Linked DNA regions of Homo sapiens: region 2 is linked to region 1. Evidence: read pairs that join two places in POLR2A ChIA-PET (ENCODE). Cell type or tissue: IMR-90. All regions are shown on one strand. Each heading gives the region's core, and the rest is flanking DNA. Links, peaks and the distances in the headings are about the cores only.

Region 1 (8,604 bases), core at 1,771-6,770:
TTTCTCGGTGGGCTGCGTTGTTATTGTCCCACTGGGGGTCTTGGGTGGGAGTTTTTTGATCTGCTGTAGGAACGTTTTGGCCAGGAGGGTGTTCGTGTTCCTAGGCTCCCATAGCAGCTCTATGGATCATGTCTCTTTCTTCCCCCGAGAAGAGGGGAAAGGGAAATTCTGAATATCTTTTTTACATTGCTCTATCTCACGTTGAAGTCCTTTAAGGGAAAGGTACTTAGGTCGGTAGTGAGTGGGCTCTTGGGACGATTCTCAAGAGGCAGGGTTGTAAGAAAGGGGACATCAGAGATAGGAGAAGGGTCTGGGACAGCAGCTGCTTTTGTTTTTGGTCCTTTCATTATCCTTCTAACATTTTAACATTAGGCCTGGGGGAATATTACTGTTGCTAGCTTTCTCCTTTTTATCTCTTACCTTACTTGGGGCATTTCCCATCTTGGGTCCTGGTTAAGCTCAATCTCCCCTGTTGGAGATGTCTCGCCTATCCTTTAGCCCCACCTGCTGGAGGCTCCTTGCATTCATGCACACTTTCAACCCCCAGAATATCCTGACCACCAAGGAAATACTTTGTCACCCCTGCGATGTTTCTTAGCTTGGTCTCTGCACACTTACTTGGTCGCTGTGGTACATGAGGATCCTTTCCCCCAGGTCGCCAGCCCGTTTCTTTCTGCCTTGCTGAGAGTATAGGTTTATTCGTCACACTGGTTGGTCTCGATTCCTTACCCCTGTGGCCACCGCAACAAGGCAGTGGGACGTGCCTCCTCATGGGAGAGGTCTAGACCCTCCTCAGAGGAGGATGGGAATCCCAAATGAGACCCCAAATTTGTTAGAAATAAATTTTCAGTGCCACAAAAGAAATAGCACTCAAACATACATTTTCTCAGCAAGGCAATTTTACTTCTATACAAGAGTGCGTCTCATGGATGGTGCAATGGCGAGAGCACACCGGAACAAGGGAGGGGAATGGGTTCTTATCCCTGATGCAGGTACCCCCTACTGCTGTGTTGTTCCCCTATGGGCTAGGGTTGGACCGCACAATCTAAGCTAATTCTGACTGGCTATTTTAAAGAGAGCAGGGGTATAAGCCAGAGTGGTGGGGTGAGAAGTTTAGACAGGAAAGATGGTTACGGACCAGGTGACTAAAGGTGACTCAGGTCAGAGCAGGTGACAGAGGCTAGGAGGGGATTGTTTACTGAAACTAGGGGCAAGGAGACATAAAGAATGAGGAAATTAAAAGTTAAAATGAAGAACAAAGAACAGGTGAGCTGAACATACTGATACATTGGTTCTTTGGAGAGGATCTCAGAACTCAATGTACTTAACAAATTACAGGCTAAAACCTTTGAAGAAGAATTTATGATATCCTACATTATCATGGGGTAAACAATTCGTCCCTGACAGAATAAGGCTACTGGAGTTCTCTTCTTGTAACTCTGGGAAGGACTAGAGGGAACTGTGTCTGCAGTGGGGCCAGGTAGTTAAAAAGTCTGGACTGGGCCGAGCGTGGTGGCTCATGCCTGTAATCCCAACACTTTAGGAGGCCAAGACAGGTGGATCACCTGAGGTCAGGAGTTCGAGACCAGCCTGGCCAATGTGGTGAAACCCTGTCTCTACTAAAAATACAAAAATTAGCTGGGCGTGGTGGCAGGCGCTTGTAATCCCAGCTACTTGGGAGGTTGAGGGAAGAGAATTGTTTAGACCCGGGAGGCAGAAGTTGCAGTGAGCCGACATCGTGCCATTGCACTCCAGCCTGGGTGACAAGAGCGAAATCCATTGCAAAAAAAAAAAAAAAGAAAAAGAAAAAGTCTGGACCAAGCCAAGAGGGGAAGAGGACGTCCCCATGAAAGAGCTTTGGATCCAGAAAGCCCGGGTTCTTGGAATTCTTTTTCTCTTTTCACTTTTGTTGTAGCATACTTTGTTCTTTTTTATTTTTTATTTTTTTGAGATGGGGTGTGGGGGCTTTACTGTGGGTCTTGCTTTGTCACCTAGGCTGGAGTACAGTGGCTCGGTCTCTGCTCACTGCAACCTCCACCTCCCAGGTTCAAGCAATTCTCCTGCCTCAGCTTCCCAAGTAGCTGGGATGACAGGCATGCTCCACCATGCCCAGCTAATTTTTTTTACCGTTAGTAGAGACAAGGTTTTGCTATGTTGGCCAGGCTGGTCTCGAATTCCTGAGCTCAGGTGATCGGCCCACTTTGGCCTCCCAAAGTGCTGGGATTACAGGTGTAAGCAACTGTACCCAGCGCATGTTTTATTTTAATTTAATTTAATTAACTTATTTTTTGAGATGGAGTTTCCCTCTTGTTACCTAGGCTGGAGTGCAATGGCGCAATCTCGGCTCACTGCAACCTCTGCCTCCCGGGTTTAAGTGATTCTCCTGCCTCAGCCTCTCCAGTAGCTGGGATTATAGACATGTGCTACCACGCCTGGCTAGTTTTGTATTTTTAGTAGAGATAGGGTTTCTCCATGTTGGTCAGGCTGGTCTCAAACTCCTGACCTCAGGTGATCCACCTGCCTGGGCCTCCCAGAGTGCTGGGATTGTCCTTGGAATTCTGAGTGGATACATGAAGAGTTAGTAAGAACCAGTGAAAAAGCAATCACTTATGATCCTGGGCTTTGAAAAATCACTGTGATTATCTTATGCACTTACAAATGAGACTAAGACGCCTGATGGGAAAGTGCAGATTGCTGGTGAGGAAGGGCAATGAAGAAGAGACTAGGAACCAAATTCATCATCATTATCACACAAAGGCATTTGGAAATGTCACCTTACACATGGTGAGCACATATGGGTGCCAGCCCGAGACAGCAGGATAAGTTTCACAAAACTTGACCAGGCAGGTTAGAAGCAAGGCATGGTTCAGGATGGCAGAGGGCAGGGAGACAGAAGGGAGTAGGATGGGAGAGAAGAGCCAGCTGGAAGATGAGTCAGGGGGTGCAACTGGGGAGAGCAGCTCTGAATCCTGCTTCTCAGTGAGAAAGTTGCTAAGATGGCTTTGCAGGGAGCTGTCCTATCGCTGCTCGAGATCAGCCTGCTGGGCCTATGATGATAAGCAGGGCTGACCCTCTTGGGCTCTGTAGCTAAGCCCAAACCCTGCTGAAAATGGGGCGGGGAGGTTGAGGCAGTGTGTGGCAAGTGACACAGACGGGGACTCCCAGCTGGGGGTCCCTGGAATTACTTGACATCCCACAGCTGGTGTCTTCAGCAGTCATCTGGGGCAACAATCCCACCTGCCCATTGTGGTTGTTGAGGATATCAGAGCTTTTGTTTTAAAGCGCTTGCCACAAACTCTTAAGATGCGGATGGGTTTCCCCTGTGAAGCACTCCACAGGCGGGATGCAGGCCCATCTGAGGAGGGGCTTGGAAGGAAGAGGAGCACTTGAGACGGGGCAGAACTGGGCTGGCCTGGGGCTCAGCGACAGCTCCATTGCAGACAAACTGGGCTGGGGAAGGCAGCTCCCACCTGGCAGAGGATGCCCTTCTGCCCCCTGACAGGAGGGAGGAGACCACCGCATCCCCGACTTTCAGCCCTCACGTGCCATCTGGTGGCTTTGCTGCAGACACTGCCATGATCTGAGTGGTCTTTGGCAATCACGCATTGGCGGGAGTGTGAGGTTGCGGGGAAAGAGGGACTGACCATGGGCCTAGGTGGGGAGGCCTGGCCACTGTGCCCACAGCTTAGGAAGGGACAGTCAGAGCTCCTCTTTGTTGCTATCGACGGACTGAGCCAGAGGCCCTGGAGCCAGGGGGGAACCTAGTGGCTCTTGGTCGCCAAGCTGCTGGCTGCTGTCCTCCAGGCGCCTGCCTGTGGGGGCATAGTCCCGCAGGAGCCTGCTCTCCACTCTGTGCTGCCAAAGGCTCTCGGTACTCACGAGTCCCTGCATCCTCAGGTACCCCTGCTGGCAAAAGGGTGGCAACTTCTGGCGCGTGAGGGCGAACAGGAAGCAGGACTCTACACAAAAGCAAAATGAGGAGAATGAGCCAGGCTGGGACATGTGGGGAGGGGTGCAGAAAGGGGAGCTGCCAATGCCAGGTGTGGGGGCTTCACTGCAGGCCTTGCCTGGTATCTTCCATCCCTTGAAACTGGGAGCTGACCTTTCTGGGCATCTCACGTCCAACCTGAGTAGGTCATGAATCATGACCCTCCACGAGGCTCCAGGGCAGGGGGCTGCCTTGACACTCTGGAAGAACAAGGCTCCAAAATAAAAGCAAACCACAGCAATGCCTCAGCTCCCAGACATCAGGGCTGAGCACCGGGCTCTGCAGGCAACCACACTGGGGGCGGGGCTCCGACCTTCATGAGCAGACCCTCGGCCTGGTGCGGCTGGGAACTCAGTGGTCAGTTCCACTGTGAGCTCAGATCTGCCTGCAAAGACGCAGTCCCTCAACAACATTTGAGTTGCAAATACCATGTGCAAAGTTCTGATCTAAACAGTGTGGGGGATAAAGAAAAACGGGTATATCCTCATCTGTCCCACAACAGAAAGCTGGTGCATGAATCAAATTTGGTCAATCATAAGATAGCTGTGGATACTTATCATGTAGAAATATGAAGAAACGGCCGGGCGTGGTGGCTCACGCCTTAATCCGACAACTCTGGGAGGCCGAGGCCGGTGGATCGCCTGAGGTTAGGACTTCGAGACCAGCCTGGCCAACATAATGAGAAAGAAACCCCGTCTCTAGTAAAAATACAAAAATTAGCCAGGCGTAGTGACAAACACCTGTAATCCCAGCTACTCGGGAGGCTGAGGCAGGAGAATCACTCGAATCCAGGAGGCGGACGTTGCAGTGAGCCAAGATCGTGCCACTGCACTCCAGCCTGGGTGACAGAGACTCTGTCTCGAAAAAAAAAAGAAAGAAAAAGAAATATGAAGAAACAACCAAAAGAAGCCATGCAAAGAGAGAAGCTACTGAAAGGAACAACCGCTAGGTCTGGGAGTTCCTCGTGGGAATGAGAATGAAGGTAGGGAAAGCGGGTGACATAGTTTGGGTCTGTGTCCCCGCCCAAATCTCATGTTGAAATGCAATCTCTAATGCTGGAGGTGGGGCTGCTGGGAGGTGACTGCATCACAGGAGTGGTTTCTTTTTCTTTTTTTTTCTTGAGGCAGAGTCTCCCTCTGTTGCCCAGGCAGGCTGGAGTACAGTGGCACGATCCCAGCTCACTACAACCTCTGCCTTCTGGGTTCAAGTGATTCTCCTGCCTCAGCCTCCCCAGTAGCTGAGACTACAGGTGCCCGCCACCACGCTCAGCTAATTTTTGTGTTTTTTAAGTAGGGAGAGGGTTTCACCATGTTGGCCTGGCTTGTCTTGAACTCCTGACCTCAAGCTATCTGCCTTTCTCGGCCTCCCAAAGTGCTGGGATTACAGGCGTGATCCAGCATCCAGAAATAGATGCTGCCATGCGTCCATACAGCCTGCAGAACTGTGAGCCAATTAAACCTGTTTCTTTATAAATTACAGTCTCAGGTATTTCTTTATAGCAATGTGAGAACAGACTAATACAGTGAGAAAAAGTCATTTAGCCAAGTACTTATAAGACTTTAAACAAACAGAAGAGCTGACACAGATATGGGCTCAGCCTTCTGAGGGAGTTAGAGACAAGGGCAGACAGAGTGTCAGGAATGGGCTGGAGTCCTTCTGTAACTCTGAGCGAGCCTTCTTGCCTCCCTGAGCCCCTCTATCTCAAGTGAAAAATGGGCACAGCACAAAGGATGTCGTGAGGCTTCCATGGGTGACCAGGCTGAAAGGTGCTCCAGAAATATGACTTCCTGTTTATTTCTGACTCTTAGCATGGAGGCCCCTGGGAGGCCAGGCCATGGCAAGCCTCTCCAAGCGGGTAAGAGAGCAGATGAGGAAGAGGACAGCGGGAAGACTGGGAGGGCAGCAAGGTGGCTGTTTGGCAGGCACCACCTTCTGACAACATCATCCCTTCTGCAGGGGGCTCAGATGCTCAGCAGAATCTGGGGCCAGCACTAACAGCTGCACATCAGCTACAGTAACAGAGGGACGGCTGCCACTATGCCAGCTGGCCGCCTGCTGGGCGGATTCTCTCCAGTCCAAGGCAGCAGCACACAGTGGCCTGTACAGTCAAACAGTGTCTAGAAAGTGGGAGACAGGAGGCTAAAGGGCCTGGGACAATGCATTGGTGGGACCCACAACTCAGGGTGGGAATTCACTCCCTCACACACCCTGGCATTTTTGTTGTTGTTGGTTTTGAGATGGAGTCTCGCTCTGTTGCCCAGGCTGGAGTGCAGTGGCATGATCTCGGGTCACTGCAACATCCGCCTTCCGGGTTCAAGCGATTCTCCTGCCTCAGCCTCCCGAGTAGGTAGCTGGGATTACAGGCACCCACCACTGCCCCCAGCTAATTTTTCTACTTTTAGTAGAAATGGGGTTTCACCATGTTGGCCAGGGCTGGTCTCGAACTCCTGACCTCAGGTGATCCACCCACCTCGGCCTCCCAAAGTGTTGAGATTACAGGCGTGAGCCACTGCACCTGGCCTAAAAGTGTATTTCTTGAGAAGGTGTGCATTTGCTTCTGTGATTTCTATAGCTCAATGATCTCATGAAGTTTGGCCCCAAATTTACATAAGCAGGGCCTACTGGTTGAATATTTTCAGAGATTTTTCTCTCCCACTCTATCTAGGGCCAAAACCATGCATGTCATCTATCTCCTCCTTTGGAGGGTTTTGGCTCCCAGCTTCCCTACTGAGATCCAAGCTTTATTGGAGTGTCTCTAAACAGGCCTCCCATCCTGCTCCAGCTCTGTCTTCCCACCCATACCTGGCCCTGGCGCCTTCCCATGGCGCCTGGCCCTGCTAATCCTTTTGAAAAGACATATTATCAGCTGGGTGCGGTGGCTCACACTTGTAATCCCAACACTTCAGCAGGCTGAGGCAGGCGGATCACGAGGTCAGTTCGAGACCAGCCTGGCCAATATGGTGAAACCCCATCTCTACTAAAAAATAAAAAAATTAGTTGGGCATGGTGGCATGTGCCTGTAGTCCCAGCTTCTTGGGAGGCTGAGGCAGGAGAATCGCTTGAACCCGGGAGGCGGAGGTTGTAGTGAGCTGAGATTGCGCCACTACACTCCAGCCTGGGCAACAGAGCGAGACTCCATCTCAAAAAAAAAAAAAAGAAGACATATTATCCATTATTTTTAGGTGAGTTGTAATTTAACCCACGGCATTGTCGGGAACAGTAGTCTGGGGTTTGGATTTCCAGATATGGGTCCTGAAACTCCACGGGTCTTGGGTCTCTGTGACCTTTCTTCAACCTGGAGCTCAGACCCTTTGTCTTTCTGGGAGCTTAAGTTACCTGCATAGAAGCTTCGCAAATCGGTGTCCAAACAGTTCTCCAGGAAGCGCCTCAGAGGTAGGATGTGCCCGATCGGGGCAGTCCAGTCTGTTAAGAAGTCTTCCACGATGTGATGGATGGCCGTGGGCCGAGGCAGGGGCCAGTGTGCAGGGCGGAACCTCACCTCCTGTTCTGTGGGGAGGAGAGAGGGGGCCATGTCAGAGCTGTGAGGCTGGGCTTCCCCTCCTCGGGCCGACACAGCACGGATCCCACACAGCCCAAACACTTCCCTCGTTCACTCGTGCTCGGCTTTCCCGACAGCCTCCTATGCTGGGCTGTGGTCAGACTGTTCAAGAGCCACCTGCAGATATTTGAAAGGCTGCCATGAGGAAGAGGAACTAGGCTTTTCCCTTGTGGTTTCGGAAGGCAGTGCTGAAGCTAACAACGTGAGGCTGGCGTTTCCCTAAGACTCACATGGACTGAGATCTACTGTGGCTGCTTTTTATTTTGTATTATTATTTGTTGGAGACAGTCTCGCTCTATTGCCCAGGCTGTCATGCAGTGGCACAATTTAGGCTCACCGCAACCTCTACCTCCTGGGTTCAAGCGATTCTTGTGCCTCTGCCTCCAGAGTAGCTGGGATTACAGGTGCCCGCCACCACACCGAGCTCATATTTTACATTTTTCGTAGAGATGGGGTTTCTAGTCTCTACCATGTTGGCCAGGCTGGTCTCAAACTCCTGACCTCAGGTGACCCACCCGCCTCAGCCTCCCAAAGTGCTGGGATTACAGGCATGAGCCACTGCGCCTGGCTGTGGCTGCTTTCAAACTGGCCTTTCTCTGAGAAGACTCAGATAGAGGCGAGGGGTCTCAGCACTCATCTAGTTCAGCTTCTCCCTGGTGTGGGCTCCCTTCTGTGGTGTTCCAGTCAGATGGCCATCGAGTCAAGACTTGGCCGTCGCTATTCTGGGAAACCTGAATTTGGAGGTGACCAATTCCCCCACTGAACAGCTTTAACTCTTAGTGCCTCCTTTTTCTTTTTTTTTGAGACAGAGTCTCGCTCTGTCTCCCAGGCTAGAGTGCAGTGGCACAATCTTGGCTCACTGCAGCCTCTGCCTCCTGGGTTCAAGCGATTCTCCTGCCTCAGCCTCCCTAGTAGCTGGGACTACAGGCGCACGCCACCACGCTGGCTAATTTTTGTATTTTTATTAGAGACGGGGTTTCACTATGTCGGCCAGGATGGTCTCGACCTCCTGACCTCGTGATCCGCCCGCCTCGGCCTCCCAAAATGCTGGGATTAC
Region 2 (8,604 bases), core at 1,344-6,343, 110 kb before region 1:
GACCAGGCTAGAGTGCAGTGATGAAATCTCAGCTCACTGCAACCTCCGCCTCCCAGGTTCAAGCAATTCTCCTGCCTCAGCCACTCCAGTAGCAGGGATTACTGGCATGCACCACCACACCCGGCTAATTTTGTATTTTTAGTAGAGACGTGGTTTCACTGTGTTGGCCAGGCTGGTCTCGAACTCCTGACCTCAGGTGATCCACCCACCTCAGCCTCCCAAAATGCTGGGATTACAGGCGTGAGCCACCGTGTCCGGCCAGTAAACTTTAATAATTATAATTAATAACGAGACTGTGATGGGACCCAGAGAGCAGCTCTTCCTCCCTTCCATGCCCACCTTCCCATCCTCCCTCCTCCTCCCAGGCAATCCTAGCCTCCAGGAACCTAGCTCAAGATGCTCAGATGTCTCCTGACTCAGGGTAGCATGGGCTTGCCTCAGTATCCCAACTCCCTGTTGGAGGATAAGGCTGCTTGGTGACAGGGACAGGCTGTCAGCCCTCCATCGCTGCTGAGCCCCACCAAGCCAGCACAGTGCAGACCACATAGCTGGAGCTTAGGGAGTCTCTGCGGACTGACTTGGCAAAGGGCAACTCCCTTATACCCAATACTTGGTTCTTAAATATAAAAAATAAAAACTTGAAAATGCCCCCCTACCACCACCTTTCTCCTCCCAGGGATTCCCCGATCAGTGTTCTGTAAAATGAAGAGGTCACTAACCGGCATTCAAAAGCTTTTGGCTATCTAGGCCTCCCTGTCGCAGGCTTAGAACTGAAGACACTGGCTGGGCGCAGTGGCTCATGCCTGTAATCCCAGCACTTTGGGAGGCCGAGGCAGGTGATCACCTGAGGTCTAGAGTTTGAGACCAGCCTAGCCAGCATGGTGAAACCCTGTCTCTACTAAAAATACAAAAATTAGCTGGGTGTGGTGGTGCACACCTGTAATCCCAGCTACTTGGGAGGATGAGGCAGGTGAATCGCTTGAACCCGGGAGGTGGAGGTTGCAGTGAGCCAAGATCGTGCAACTGTACTCTAGCCTAGGCGACAAAGCGAGACCCTACCTCAAAAAAAAAAAAAGTGAAGACACCAATGAGACCTGAACCCCATTTGTGCAATAAGGACTAGGAGCTGACTCTGTCCCAAACACGGAGTTACAGCATAGGGACAGAAATGAAAGAAGACCCCGCCTTTGACCTCCTCACCCGCAGAGGACAGCGAGTTCTCAAATCTTCTCCCCGATTCTGGCCCAGTTAGATTAAGTCACCCAGACTGTCCCAAATGCCTCGTTCTTATGTTTATCTGACAGGAAGCTGCCTTCTCTAGCTCAGTGACTTAATGTGAAACACAGGAAACGTAGTGGCTTTTGAACATAGACAACTCTAAATAAAGGTGCCTCTATCGCTTTGTAACAGCCTTTCTAAAAAAAAAAATACTTAAACCAGCTCAGATCAGTGTAATGAGATGAATTGAACTGTATGGGAAAAGGATGCAAAAGTTGCAGGCATCAGAAACCTCAGCATCAATGCCGGGGGCGAGTTCCAGCAGGTTCCTCAGTCATCTTAATCACCGCACCTTGTTATCAAGGGACAGGCTTGTTGGATAAATACGAAATCTCTAAAACTTGAACCTGGCCGGGTGCGGTGGCTCACGCCTGTAATCTCAGCACTTTGGGAGGCCAAGGCGGGCGGATCATGAGGTCAGGAGATGGAGACCATCCTGGCTAACACGGTGAAACCCCGTCTCTACCAAAAATACAAAAAAATTAGCCGGGCACGGTGGCGGGCACCTTGTAGTCTCAGCTACTCGGGAGGCTGAGGCAGAAGAATGGCGTGAACCCGAGAGGCGGAGCTTGCAATGAGCCGAGATGGTGCCACTGCAGTCCAGCCTGGACGACAGAGCAAGACTCCGTCTCAAAAAAACAAAAAAAAACTTGAACGTGTATTTCCTACCACCTGAGGAGAGATGATGTTATTGTTACTATGAAGAAAAGGAGAAGCTGGACGAGGTGGCTCACACCTGTAATCCTAGCACTTTGGGAGGCCAAGGCAGGTAGATTGCTTGAGCTCAGGAGTTTGAGACAAGCCTGGGCAACATGGCAAAACCCTGTCTCTACAAAAAAAAAAAAAAATTAGCCAGGCCTGGTGGTGCACACCTGTGATCCCAGCTACTTAGGAGGCTGAGGTGGGAAGAATGCTTGAGACGGAGGCCGAGGCTGTAGTGAGTTGCTATCGCGCCACCACATTCCAGCCTGGGCAACAGAGCAAGACGCTGTCTCATAAAAAAAGAAGAGAGATGAAGGGGAGGAAGAGGAGGAACAGACCACTTCACATCCATTTATAATGCTAAGAAAGAGGCTTCTCCACGGTGCAGATGGGAAAACTAAGGCGAGCAGCAGGAGAAAAGGCGGGGGGTCTGCTCCTAGCTCTGCCTGATCCCAAAACTTTATTTTGTTCCTTCTCCCGTGCATTTTGTGTTGAAAATATAACAAATTATCACCGGAGACATTAAGTGACCTAAAGTTACTAGAAATCAGGGCTGGCTGAGGACAGTGGGCAGCAGTGTGGCTTTCTGAATGGCCCACCCTGCTGCCTGGCACCACCCCATGTGAAATATTGATTTTTCGAGCTGTGGGAACTTTCAGCCCAAGTGGTCACGTCCAGCTGGAAGAAGTTCAGAGAAACCCAAAACACTTCCCACCCCATTCCTTAACCCTAGTGCCCCCCAACAAAAAACAACAAAAAAGACGAAGGGAGTAGAAGAATAGACTCTTAAGGAAAGATTAAAGGAGCTCAGTATGTGTTGCTTGGCTAAACAGGGCATAAACATCAAAAAAAAAGAGAGTCACCATTTAGAAAACACGCTTAAATGAAGCCTCCTGATTTGGAAAGGCACTGGGTATGAGCGAAACCAGGGGCCAAGGTTTTCTACCGACTCACAGAATGAGCTTAAGCAAATCGCTTTTTCTCTAATTAGGAAAAAAAAAAAGAAATGTTATTTTAATTATTCCCAACATCTCTTCCAGCCAGGCATTCTATAATTCTAAATCCAGTAGGGAGGGTTTTCATTGTTGTTGCTGATTTTTCTTTTAAGCAGGGGATGATTTCAAATTAGAGTTAAAATGCAAGAAGAAAGGCTCTTCTTTCTAAGGCCCACGTCCTTTTGGTGAGTGGCAACCTACTCAGAGATTAGCTTCGAGCTCCCCCAACACATTAAAAATTGTACAGAGAGGCCAGGCGTGGTGGCTCACGCCTGTAATCCCAGCACTTCGGGAGGCCGAGGCGGGTGGATCATGAGGTCAGGAGATGGAGACCATCCTGGCTAACACGGTGAAACCCCGTCTCTACTGAAAATACAAAAAAAATTAGCCGGGCGTGGTGGCGGGTGCCTGTAGTCCCAGCTACTTGGGAGGCTGAGGCAGGAGAATGGCGTGAACCCGGGAGGTGGAGCGTGCAGTGAGCTGAGATCGCGCCACTGCACTCCAGCCTGGGTGACAGAGCGAGACTCCGTCTCAGAAAAATAAAAAGTTGTACAGAAAGACATCATCTTGGCCTAAGAAGGCAAGAGAGGGACCTCCCTGAGAAGCCCCTTTTCTCCTCTGGGACATACCATAAGGATGGTAAGGGCCTCTGAGAAGTACCAAGGAAGTGACTCGAGGGTGGGGAAGATCAGCTACCTGTAACCCCACTACAGGCCTTAGCCCAACCTGCACGGCAGGAAGCCACACCCTTCCGGAAGGCCCTGCAAAGGCTCCTTCCAGCCACAGCAGGAGGGTCCTGGGCTAGAGATGCAGACAGCCACTGAGGGACTCCCAGCTGCTCCAGCGCTTGGCGGGCTAGCTAAGGGCCTTCTCTGGGGACACCTGCCCGGGTGCTGAATCATCTCAGGCTCGAGAAGCTAATCGTGGGAATGGGAACCTGAGTAATTCCAACAGAAGCCTAGGTTACTTTTTAAAGAGACATGCATCAGAGTGGGCAGCTCCCCTCCTGCCTCCCAAATATTTGGTGCCATCTAAGCACAAGGGACAGGGAGCTGGGTACAGATACAGGCCGCCCGCCCATGCAGTGGCGGTCCCATTTTAGAGCCAGTCTCATAGTGTGTGCTCATGTGTGACTCACACCATTCCCCCAGGAGGCCCGGAGGCTGCCTTGCAGGACCTCAGGACCCTGATGGGGTCTTCCAGACTTCACTCAGGAAAGGAGTCAATCGGGCACAACAGCAGCGCCGGCAGCTCCTCCCAGGGCCCACACCATCCAAGGCGAAAGACAGCCATCCTTGAGAAGGGGGGTAGGGCCCTCCCATTCAAAACACCCCTCTGATCACATCTTCTCAAGAATTTGGGCTTTTCCAGTGTTGTTATACATAAAAACCACAGGCCAGATGTCTTAGGGGAAACTGGGGACAGAGTGGGAAGGGGCATAATAGTGGATGCAATGACCCCAAGTTAAAAAAGAAGGCCAGGTGGCCGGGTGCGGTGGCTCACGCCTGTAATCCCACCACTTCGGGAGGCCAAGCCAGGTGGATCACCTGAGGTCAGGAGTTCGAGACCAGCCTGGCCAACATGGTGAAACCCTGCCTCTACTAAAAATACAAAAATTAGCCAGGCGTGGTGACAGGTGCCTATAATCCCAGCTACTCGGGAGGCTGAGGCAGGAGAATCGCTTGAACCTGGGAGGTGGAGGTTGCAGTGAGCTAAGATCACGCCACTGCACTCCAGCCTGGGCAACAGAGTGAGACTCTGTCTCCAAAAAAAGAAAAGAAAAGAAAAGAAAAGAAAGAAAGCCAGGTATGTGAGGGCCTGGGTTGGGCTTCAGGTTGGGGTGGGCTCCCCAGGACAGGACAGCTTATGATTTGGAGCCAAGCGAATTATGGAAACCTTGCAAGAGGGTATCCCAAAACGCTTTCCAGACACACATGCAGGCTTTCTCTTCTCATACAGCAAAGAAAAATCAATCATCTACCATTTCCCAGAATATGAGGAAGTAGATCAGAAAGGACTTCTGTTTAAGGGGTTACTCTAGTGATGTGACATCATGGGAAGAAAACAGGACCCAAAGGTTTCAAGCACAAAGACCCTTCCCTCTTACCTTGTAAAAGGTAGGCATTCAATATGCAATATGGAACCTAAAGCAATGCACTTTAAAGTTGAGACCTACAGATTAGCCAGCTGGACCCCTTATTTTTATAGTTAAGAAAAATAAGAAATAGCTGAATTTTTTATTCTTTAGGGACAATATGGCCGGGCACACTGGCTCATGCCTGTAATCCCAGCACTTTGGGAAGAAGAAGCAGGTGGATCACTTGAAGTCAGGAGATGGGGACCAACCTGGGCAACATGGTGAAACCCCGTCTCTACTAAAAATACAAAAAAATTAGCTGGGCATAGTGGCGCACACCTGTAATCCCAGCTACTCAGGAGGCTGAGGCAGGAGAATCACATGAACCCAGGAGGTGGAGGTTGCAGTGAGCCGAGATCGATCATGCCACTCCAGCCTGGGCAACAGAGCGAGACTCCATCTCAAAAAAAAAAAAAAAAGTATTGAGTGAAATGTACTGCTCACTCCCTGCTCCTGTTGCCTAGACCCTAGGCAACCACCATTACCAGGGTCTCAGTATCTTTCCAGAAATACTGCATGCACAGAGCAGAGTTTACATACCATGTTTTACACAAAACGAAGCACCATTTACACTACTTTGCGTCTGGTGTTTTTCACTTACAACATAGCTTGGAGAGCACACCCTATCAGTACATATGGATTGACCTCATTTTTCAAAGGGATGCAAGGACTTCCACTGTACAGCTGTACCATGATTTAGTTGACCTTTTTAATAGCACAACTTGTTTCCTGTCATCTTCTATGTCAATGCCGCAATGAAGATTCTCAGACATTTCCTTCAGCACATCTGAGTTTATCTGTGAGATGAATTCCTAGAATATAGTCGGAAGGAGTATGCTTTGACAGATACTGCCAAACAACTTTCTTTTGTTGTTGTTGTTGTTGTTTAATGTAACCCAGAGACAGACTCTCCCTGTGTTGCCCAGGCTGATCTCGAACTCCTGGGCTCAAGCAATCCTCCCCCATTGGCCTCCCAAAGTGCTGGGATTACAGATGTGAGCCACCATGCCCAGCCCCAAACGACCTTCTAAAAAGAGGGTTGTACAATATACACTCCCATCAATAAGGTACCAGAGTGCTGGCCAGGTGCGGTGGCTCACGCCTGTAATCCCAGCACTCTGGGAGGCCAAGGCGGGCGGATCACCTGAGGTCAGCAGTTCGAGACCAGCCTGGCCAACATGGTGAAACCCCATTTCTATTAAAAATGCAAAAATTAGCTGGGCGTGGTGGCAGGCGCCTGTAATCCCAGCTACTTGGGAAGCTGAGGCAGGAGAATCGCTTGAACCCAGGAGGCGGAGGTTGCAGTGAGCCGAGATCACACCACTGCACTCCAGCCTGGGCAACAGAGCGAGACTCAGTCTCAAAAAACAAAAAAAAGAGTGCCTAGGAAATTAAAATTACTTGATTTTGCTGGGTGTGGTGGCTCATGCCTATAATCCCAGCACTTTGGGAGGCCAAGGCGGGTGGATCGCCTGAGGTCGGAAGTTCGAGACCAGCCTGGCCAACGTGGTGAAACCCCATCTCTACTAAAAATGCAAAAACTAGCCGGGTGTGGTGGTGCACCCCTGTAATCCTGGCTACTCGGTAGGCTGAGGTAGGAATATTGCTTGAACCCAGGAGGCAGAGGCTGCAGTGAGCCAAGATCATGCCACTGTACTCCAGCCTGGGCAACAGAGTGAGACCCCATCTCAAATAAAGAAATAAATAAATAAATAAAATTACTTAATTTTTCAGTTTTTCAGGCACTCCCATACATAACTTGTGGGCACATAAACTGGTATGATATCTTTGTAGGGAGATACGGCACCTCCTCGGAAATCAAACCTGGCCAGGTGCAGTATTTCACACCTGTAACCCCAGCACTCTGAGAGGCTGAGGCAGGAGGGTTGCTTGAGCCCAGGGGTTTGAGACTAGCCTAGGCAATACAGCAAGATCCCATCCCTACAAAAAACACAAAAATTAGCCAGGTGTAGCAGTGTGCACTTGTAATCCTGGCTACTCAGGAGGCTGAGGCAGAGAATTGCTTGAGCCCAGGAATTTGAGGCTGCAGTGAGCTATGATCATGCTACTGCACTATAGCCTGGGCAACAGAGCAAGACCCTGCTTCAAAACGAAATCAAAAAACAAAAAGGAAATCAAACCTCCCCTCACCCAGAGCCAGAGTTGGAAGTAAGGTCTCCAGTCACCCAAGTCCAGTGCTCTTCCTGTATCACCCTTTGGCTATCTCCCAGACCACAGGAAACCATGTGTTTGAACTGAAACCACAGTCTGCACACCTTCTGTCCCAGCCGGGGCCCTGTGAAGAGGTTACTCAGCAGAAGTTCATCACCAAGTGCATCCAAAAGCATCAGCAGATGGGCCTCATAGCCACTTGTGAATAGGCAGTCCACAACCACAGTCCACAACCACAATACACGCATACCTTGTTGTGCACAGAGGCAGAAAGAACACCGAGCTAGAAGCCAGGAAAACAATCTGTCCCCCAGCCTCATCCCCACCCCCTCAACCTGATAACCTAGGGAGTTAAGACTGATCATTTATATTAAAAAAAAAGGGGGGGGGGTGCCAGGTGCGGTGGCTCACGCCTGTAATCCTAACACTTTGGGAGGCTGAGGCGGGTAGATCACCTGAGGTCAGGAGCTCGAGACCAGCCTGGCCAACATAGTGAAACCCTGTCTCTACTAAAAATACAAAAAAATTAGCCACGCATGGTGGCGGGCACCTGTAATCCCAGCTATTCGGGAGGTTGAGGCATGAGAACCGCTTGAACCCAGGAGGCGGAGGTTGCAGTGAGACAAGATAGTGCCACTGCACTCCAGCCTGGGTGACAGAGTGAGACCCTGTCTCGAAAAAAAAAAAAAAAGTGGGCGAGGGGGTGCTGGGTGTGGTGGCTCACGCCTGTAATCCTAGCACTCTGGGAGGTCGAGGCCGGTGGATCGCTTGAGGTCAGAAGTTCCAGACCAGCGTGGTCAACATGGCAAAATCCCATCTCTACTAAAAATACAAAAATTAGCCAAGTATGGTGGCAGGCACCTGTAATCCCAGCTACTCGGGAGACTGAGGCAGAAGAATCGCTTAAACCTTGGGGGCAGAGGTTGCAGTGAGCTGAGATTGTGCCACTGCACTCTAGCCTGGGCGAGAGTGAGACTCATCTCAAAAAACAAACAAACAAACAAAAACCATATATGAGCCGGGCACGGTGGCTCACACCTGTAATCTCAGCACTGTGGGAGGCCGAGATGGGCAGATCACCTGAGGTCAGGAGTTCGAGATCAGCCTGGCCAACATGGTGAAACCTCATCTCAACTACAGATATAAAAACTAGTGGGGTGTGGTGGTGGGCACCTGTAATCCCAGCTACTCGGGAGGCTGAGGCAGGAGAATTGCTTGAACCCAGGAGGAAGAGGTTGCAGCAAGCTGAGGTCACGCCATTGCACTCTAGCCTGGGCGACAGAGCAAGACTCTGTCTCAAAAAAAAAAAAAAAAAAAAAA

What was found. ChIA-PET counts read pairs that join two places held together with the same protein. Peaks named below come from ENCODE experiments on the same cell type or tissue, not always from the same donor. Only the 100,000 strongest peaks of a DNase experiment are listed, where the experiment ranks them.
Region 2: POLR2A ChIA-PET joins it to region 1 with 10 read pairs; 24 of 35 experiments call an interaction of 5 or more read pairs at or near these places.

What each region holds. Positions count from the first base shown.
Region 1 is chr22:36,486,309-36,494,912 of GRCh38, forward strand. FOXRED2 (FAD dependent oxidoreductase domain containing 2) reads right to left here. Exons shown (of 9, transcript NM_001102371.2): 8 at 7,325-7,495; 9 at 882-3,959. The coding sequence ends at 3,700. Among named protein-coding and RNA genes, the nearest start is that of TXN2, 9.0 kb to the left of the region's middle. In IMR-90, for the core only: no CTCF peak of the experiment used is centred there; no DNase peak of the experiment used is centred there.
Region 2 is chr22:36,376,001-36,384,604 of GRCh38, forward strand. All of the region lies in intron 1 of MYH9 (myosin heavy chain 9), which reads right to left. Among named protein-coding and RNA genes, the nearest start is that of MYH9, 7.7 kb to the right of the region's middle. RefSeq lists enhancers at 1,405-1,484, 3,851-4,000. In IMR-90, for the core only: no CTCF peak of the experiment used is centred there; a DNase peak (open chromatin) is centred at 4,251; H3K27ac peaks cover 930 bases.